Regions from separate parts of the Homo sapiens genome. Here region 2 is linked to region 1. Evidence: chromatin loops called from intact Hi-C (ENCODE). Cell type or tissue: CD4-positive, alpha-beta T cell. All regions are shown on one strand. Each heading gives the region's core, and the rest is flanking DNA. Links, peaks and the distances in the headings are about the cores only.

What was found. A loop is a pair of places that touch in the nucleus more often than their neighbours do. Peaks named below come from ENCODE experiments on the same cell type or tissue, not always from the same donor. Only the 100,000 strongest peaks of a DNase experiment are listed, where the experiment ranks them.
Region 2: it touches region 1 in a loop (6-fold over the local background); 1 of 110 quality-filtered maps calls a loop at or near these places.

What each region holds. Positions count from the first base shown.
Region 1 is chr2:10,618,799-10,621,718 of GRCh38, reverse strand. All of the region lies in intron 13 of NOL10 (nucleolar protein 10), which reads left to right. Among named protein-coding and RNA genes, the nearest start is that of NOL10, 70 kb to the left of the region's middle. In CD4-positive, alpha-beta T cell, for the core only: no CTCF peak of the experiment used is centred there; a DNase peak (open chromatin) is centred at 1,058.
Region 2 is chr2:9,936,111-9,939,030 of GRCh38, reverse strand. No RefSeq gene overlaps it. Among named protein-coding and RNA genes, the nearest start is that of GRHL1, 14 kb to the left of the region's middle. RefSeq lists a silencer at 436-775. In CD4-positive, alpha-beta T cell, for the core only: no CTCF peak of the experiment used is centred there; no DNase peak of the experiment used is centred there.

The DNA.
Region 1 (2,920 bases), core at 104-2,603:
CTTCTTCCAGATCTATCAGTGTACTTCCCTCTAGCAAGTAAAGGGTATCTGTCGACCTTACTGTGCATCTCCTTTTGTCTTGGTTGCCTAGAAGCCCAAAGTTAATTTTTATTTTTATTATTTTTGAGACAGGGTCTTATTCTGTTGCCCAGGCTGGAGTGCAGTGTCCTGATCACAGCTCACTGCAGCCTTGAATTCCGGGGTTCAAGTGATTCCCCAACCTCAGTCTCCCAAGTACCCAGGACTACAGGAATGTGCCACCACACCCAGATAATTTTCGTATGTTTTATAGAGATGGAGTCTCACCATGTTGTCCAGGCTGGTCTTGAATTCCTGGGCTCAAACGATACTCCTGCTTTGCCATCCCAAAGTGCTGGGATTACAGGCCTGAGCCACCACATCCCAAAGTTAAATTTTTGATTGAATTATAGCAGTTGGTTTTTTTTGCCTCTCACCACCACCCCTATCAAACTTCATCACTTTCTTTTCCTTATGAGTTTAAAGATTTCGTTATGTGTATGGTTTTTTTTAAATAAAGCTCTTCATATTCTTTTTGCAGGTGCTTAGATTTTACATGAAGTCTTTTGGATCTATCCTAAAACTTCACTAAAAAATGATTAGCAGCGGCCAGGCACAGTGACGCACGCCTGTAATCCCAGCACTTTGGGAGGCCGAGGCAGGTGGATCTTTTGAGCTCAGGAGTTCGAGACCAGCCTGGCCAACATGGCAAAACCGTCTCTATTAAAATACAGAAAATTCGCCTGGCATTATTGTGCATACCTTTGGTCCCAGCTACTCAGGAGGCTGAGGCAGGAGCATCGCTTGAGCCCAGGAGGTGGAAGTGGCAGTGAAGTGAGATCATGCCACTGCACTCCGGCCTGGGTAATAGAGCAAAACTCTATCTCAAAAACAACAACAACAACAAAAATCAACAGTATATACACACTGCTTCCCTCCCACAGTCATGCACACCCACATATACATCTTAGTGAGATTCTAAATATTATCACATGTTTGTGGGAATCCTGTTTATTACCTCAGAGGAAACTATGCATACTTAAGACTCTACTTAAGTACTGTTGTGGTTGACCACATTTTATTCCACTGAGTTCAGATTGAGTTCCTTTATGTCCTTTGCTGTGTCAGTATCATGCTTTCTTTCCTTCAGCTTTATTTGGGGGAACATATGGGAAATCTTATTTTGTATGAATTTAAAATACGTTCTTCAGGATTTCCTAGTTCCGTGCATGACCGCCTCCCCAAGATAATCGGTAACTGCTAAATGGTGTTAATATATTTTTTCACCTTCCTAGAATAGCACTGTTAAGGTATAGAACCTTGAATAAAAGTGTACATATAATTTTTTTAAAGTTTTGCTCTTCCTTTTTTTCTGCCGAGTTTCCCCCCCTGGGTATTTTTACATATATCGGTACCCTTAGTTTTTACATAGATTTCAAAATTAAGAATTAGAAAGCAATAAGAATATGCAGAAAAGTTATTAATAAACACTTTTGCCTGCAAGGAAGTCGAGTAGAACCAGGAAACTACTGATGTGCTAAGGATAACACACCAAACCATCTGTGTTACTAACTCTTGGCAGGAATAAAATGACAAAACAAGATCTTGGGAGATGCTCATTACCAGGTGCATGATCAAAAAGATAAATACATTCTCATGTAAAAAAATTGGCGTAGTGCCTTTAGCATCCTTGGGGCATGTGTGCGTGTGCATGTGGGCAAGTTTAGCATTTGGTGTAGTTAGGAAATTGGGAGAGGAAAAGGGTAGAAGTAGAGGACTTTAACATTGCTTAGAGTCATTGTTATTGCAAAGTCTGGAAGTGAACTCTAGGAAACTGCACTGGAATTCAAGTGTAATATGATGATAAACATCAAATGACTGTTTGTAGCCGAGGTGCAAGGCCAGGCTCTTCAGGAAAGAATGAATAGGAGACCTTAAAATAAACATCTGTTTTTTTATTCAGCTAACAGTGGACTTTGAAGAAGATTGGGGCCATGTTCAGATTTTCTTTTTCTTCCTTGAGAATTGAAGAAAAATGTCAGCTGAGGATTTTTTTATGCTATTTAACATGTCATTTGTAGTGTTTCATGAAAAGCAGACAGATATGTAAAGCTTTTTATTCCACTTCAAATTAGAATAATAAGTTAGATCCAGTTTTGAATTTAAAAGAGAACTTTAACAGATATGTTTTATGAGTGAGTTTCATGATTTTGAATAAAATTTTCACACACTTAAACTACAGTGGTTTGGCCAGGTACGGTGGCCACAACTGTACTCCCATTGCTTTGGTAGGCCAAGGTGGGAGGATCATTTGAGCCCAGGAGTTCAAGACCAGCCTGGGCAACATAGTGAGACCCCGTCTCTACAAAATAAAATAAATTAAAAAATAAATTAGCTAGGCATGGGTACATGTCTGTAGTCCCAGCTACTCAGGAGGCTGAGGCAGGAGGATAGCTTAAGCCCGTGATCAAGGCTGCAGTGAGCTATGATCATGCCACTGTACTCCAGCCTGGGTGACAGAACAAGACTCTGTCTCATAAATACATAAATACATACATACCTACATACATACTACAGTGGTTCATTTGAAAGTAATTCTGTATGTCCTGTTCCTAAATGTTTTAGGAATATCTGGTTTTCACCAAGCTTGCATGTTCTGAATCCTGCTTAAGTTCAAAGTTTATAAACCTCCGTTAGGTACGTGAATTTAGTTTTCAGCAAATTATTCCTTTGGTTTCCCAGAAGCTTCCTTCACATTCCAGCTCCTCAAGTAAATGTTAAAAGTTTAACAAGGAAAAGGAGTGAATTGATTTTGTATATATTTTTGTTTGGTGAAATAGCAGAGTGTAGGCATAGTCTTTTCAGATAAGTTTGCTAAAAAGTAGTTTCCTGTCACCTCCCT
Region 2 (2,920 bases), core at 104-2,603, 680 kb after region 1:
CAATTGAAGCACTCTTTTCCACAGGTATCGGCCGCATTCTGTTTCACTCCCTATAAGCATTTGATTTTGCACTACAGGTATTACTGAGACCATGTGGAATCTCACTTAGTTTTATTTCCCTTTAGGGTAGTTGCCTAAATCATAAAATTATGCTTCACTGTAGTGGTAGGAAATCTAATTTATTTATTTATAAGATGGAGTCTCATTCTGTTGCCCAGGCTAGAGTGCAGTGGCATGATCTCAGCTCACTGCAACCTCTGCCTCCTGGGTTCAAGCGATTCTCCTGCCTCAGCCTCTCAAGTAGCTGGGATTACAGGCACCTGCCACAAACTCTCAGCAAATTTTTGTATTTTTAGTAGAGACAGGGTTTCACTATGTTGGCCAGGCTGATCTTCAACTCCTGACCTCAAGTGATGCACCCACCTTGGCCTCCCAAAGTGCTGGGATAACAGGCATGAGCCACCCTGTGCCCACACCTGGCCAAGAAATAATCTAATTTTTTTAAAAAGACATAAAATGTGTTCATGAAAGAGATTCCACCCAAATCAACACATAAATCACTCTAGTGGCAAAGTAGTTTATTTATTATGTTTCCTTAAAGGAGATTAAGACTCGACTCCTCTCCCAGCCGGGGCAGCCCGGGAACTCAGCGCCCCCCTCCAGTGGTGCCCAGAGCCTCCCAGCGCCATGTCCATCTCTCTTCCTCTTGGCATCCATTGTGGCACTCAGCCCACCTCTGCCTCATTTCATGATTGTGTGCTTTTGTAGTTTAGAAACAGCTGCGGCAAGCATTTAGGTAAAGGCCTCAAGCAGACAACCTACAGGGTGCTCCGTGTCAGTGCAGGTGCCTGGGCAGAGAAGCTGCGGCACAGCTGCAGAGGTGGCCCTGGGGGTGGCGGGGGCCTCTGCTATCAGGAGGATGTGGAAGGCCACTGTGGGGCAGCCCTGCACGGGACAGAGGGCTTTTGGGACCACGGGAACTGAGAGGAGCCGTTAGGAGGGGGTCACGGGCTGCAAGTTCCACAGTGGGGCCCTGTTGTCCCAGCCAGCAGAAGCACCAGTGACTGTCCCACCCTGGAGCCTGGAGCGAACCAGAGGACTTGTTAAAACAGATTGTTGGACCCACACTGTGTTTCTGGATTGGGAGTCAGGAGTAGGCCTGAGAATGTGCATTTCTAATGAGTGCCCAGGTAATGCTGATGTCACTGGTCCAGGGACCACACTTTGAGAACCAATGTGATAATCAAGAAATGTCTTTTGAATCAAATTTACTAAAATATTCATAAACCTTTCTCCACCCGAAGGATGCAAACGAAAGGGAGACACAGAGACTGTCAAAGCTATAGGCAGTCTGCAGGTGATGATTTTATTTTTTTAAATGTGGTTTGGAATCTGGAGTCTGAGACCTGGACCCAAATCTCACCACAGCTTTGTGCTGGCTGAGCACCCTGGGAAGGAAGGTAACTTCACAGCGGAACCCCTAGCCCCACACCTATTATCTAAAGACGATTGCATGGCCCCCAGAACAGTGGGGACTGAATTTCGTATGGCAGGACCTCATCTGAATATACAGTAGGTGCTCAATACGTGCTATTACCCTCTTCCCTTTTTGGCAGTAGACAGATAAGCTTTTTCTATGACTGATACCATTTTTAGATGTGAAAACACTGACTCCTAGAGAGTAACATTTCATCACTAGCCTTCAATGGTAATTCATACAATTGGAAATGCATGGAAAGCCATATTTTTCACTTCCTTCTCCTCTCTTGTTAATCTTATCTCATATTCATGGGTGGCCCAAAACTTTTCATAGCTTTGAGCGCTCTGTCCCAATATTTTTAAGTACATGGAACTTGTTAGCAACTTTGATTTTTTTATTCAAAGGAAGTGCCATAACACTTCAAATCATGTCAATTCCATGACACTCATCTTCAAAAAAGATCTTTCAGTTCAAATCTTAGAAAGCAAGTTTTTAAATTATAAAAGATATGCTTCTTATATTCTCCAAATCCTGCTCCTGAACAGGGATATTGTTTCAATAGTTTGTTCCTTTTTCACAGCTGAGCAGTGTTTCATTGTATGGATATCCACCATGTGTTTATCCATTCACCTGCTGATGGCTGTTTGGGTTGTTTTCCCTTTTTTTTGCTATTCCAAATAAAGTTGCTATGAATATTTGTATACAAGTCTTTGTGTGGAAACATGCTTTTATTTTTCTTGGGTAGACACCTAGTAGTGGAATGGCTGGGTCACATGGTAGGTCTAATTTTCACTTTTAAGAAACTACCAAACCAGGCTGGGCGCAGTGGCTCACATCTGTAATTCCAGCACTTTGGGAGACAGAGGTGGGAGGATCACCTGAGGTCACGAGTTCAAGACCATCCTGAGCAGCATAGCAAGACCCCATCATCTTTACAAAAAAATAAAATGTCTATTGAATCAAATTTACTTAATATTCACAAACTTTTCTCCACCGGAAGGATGTGAAGAAGGGGAGACAGAGACTGTTAAAGCTATAGGCAGTCTGCAGGTGATTTTTTTTTTTTTAATGTGGTTTGGAATCTGGAGTCGGAGACTTGGGCCCAAATCTCACCACAGCTTTGTGCTGGCTGAGCATCCTGTATATAATTTAAATCAATGTGTAAGTCTCATTATAAAAAGTTACAAAAATTAGGCTGGGCACGGTGGCTCACGCCTGTAATCCCAGCACTTTAGGAGGCCAAGGCGGGTGGATCACGAGGTCAGATCGAGACCATCCTGGCTAACACGGTGAAACCCCATCTCTACTAAAAATTCAAAAATTAGCTGGCGTGGTGGTGGGCGCCTGTAGTCCCAGCTACTCAGGAGGCTGAGGCAGGAGAATGGCATGAAGCCGGGAGGCGGGGCTTGCAGTGAGCCGAGATCGTGCCACTGCACTCCA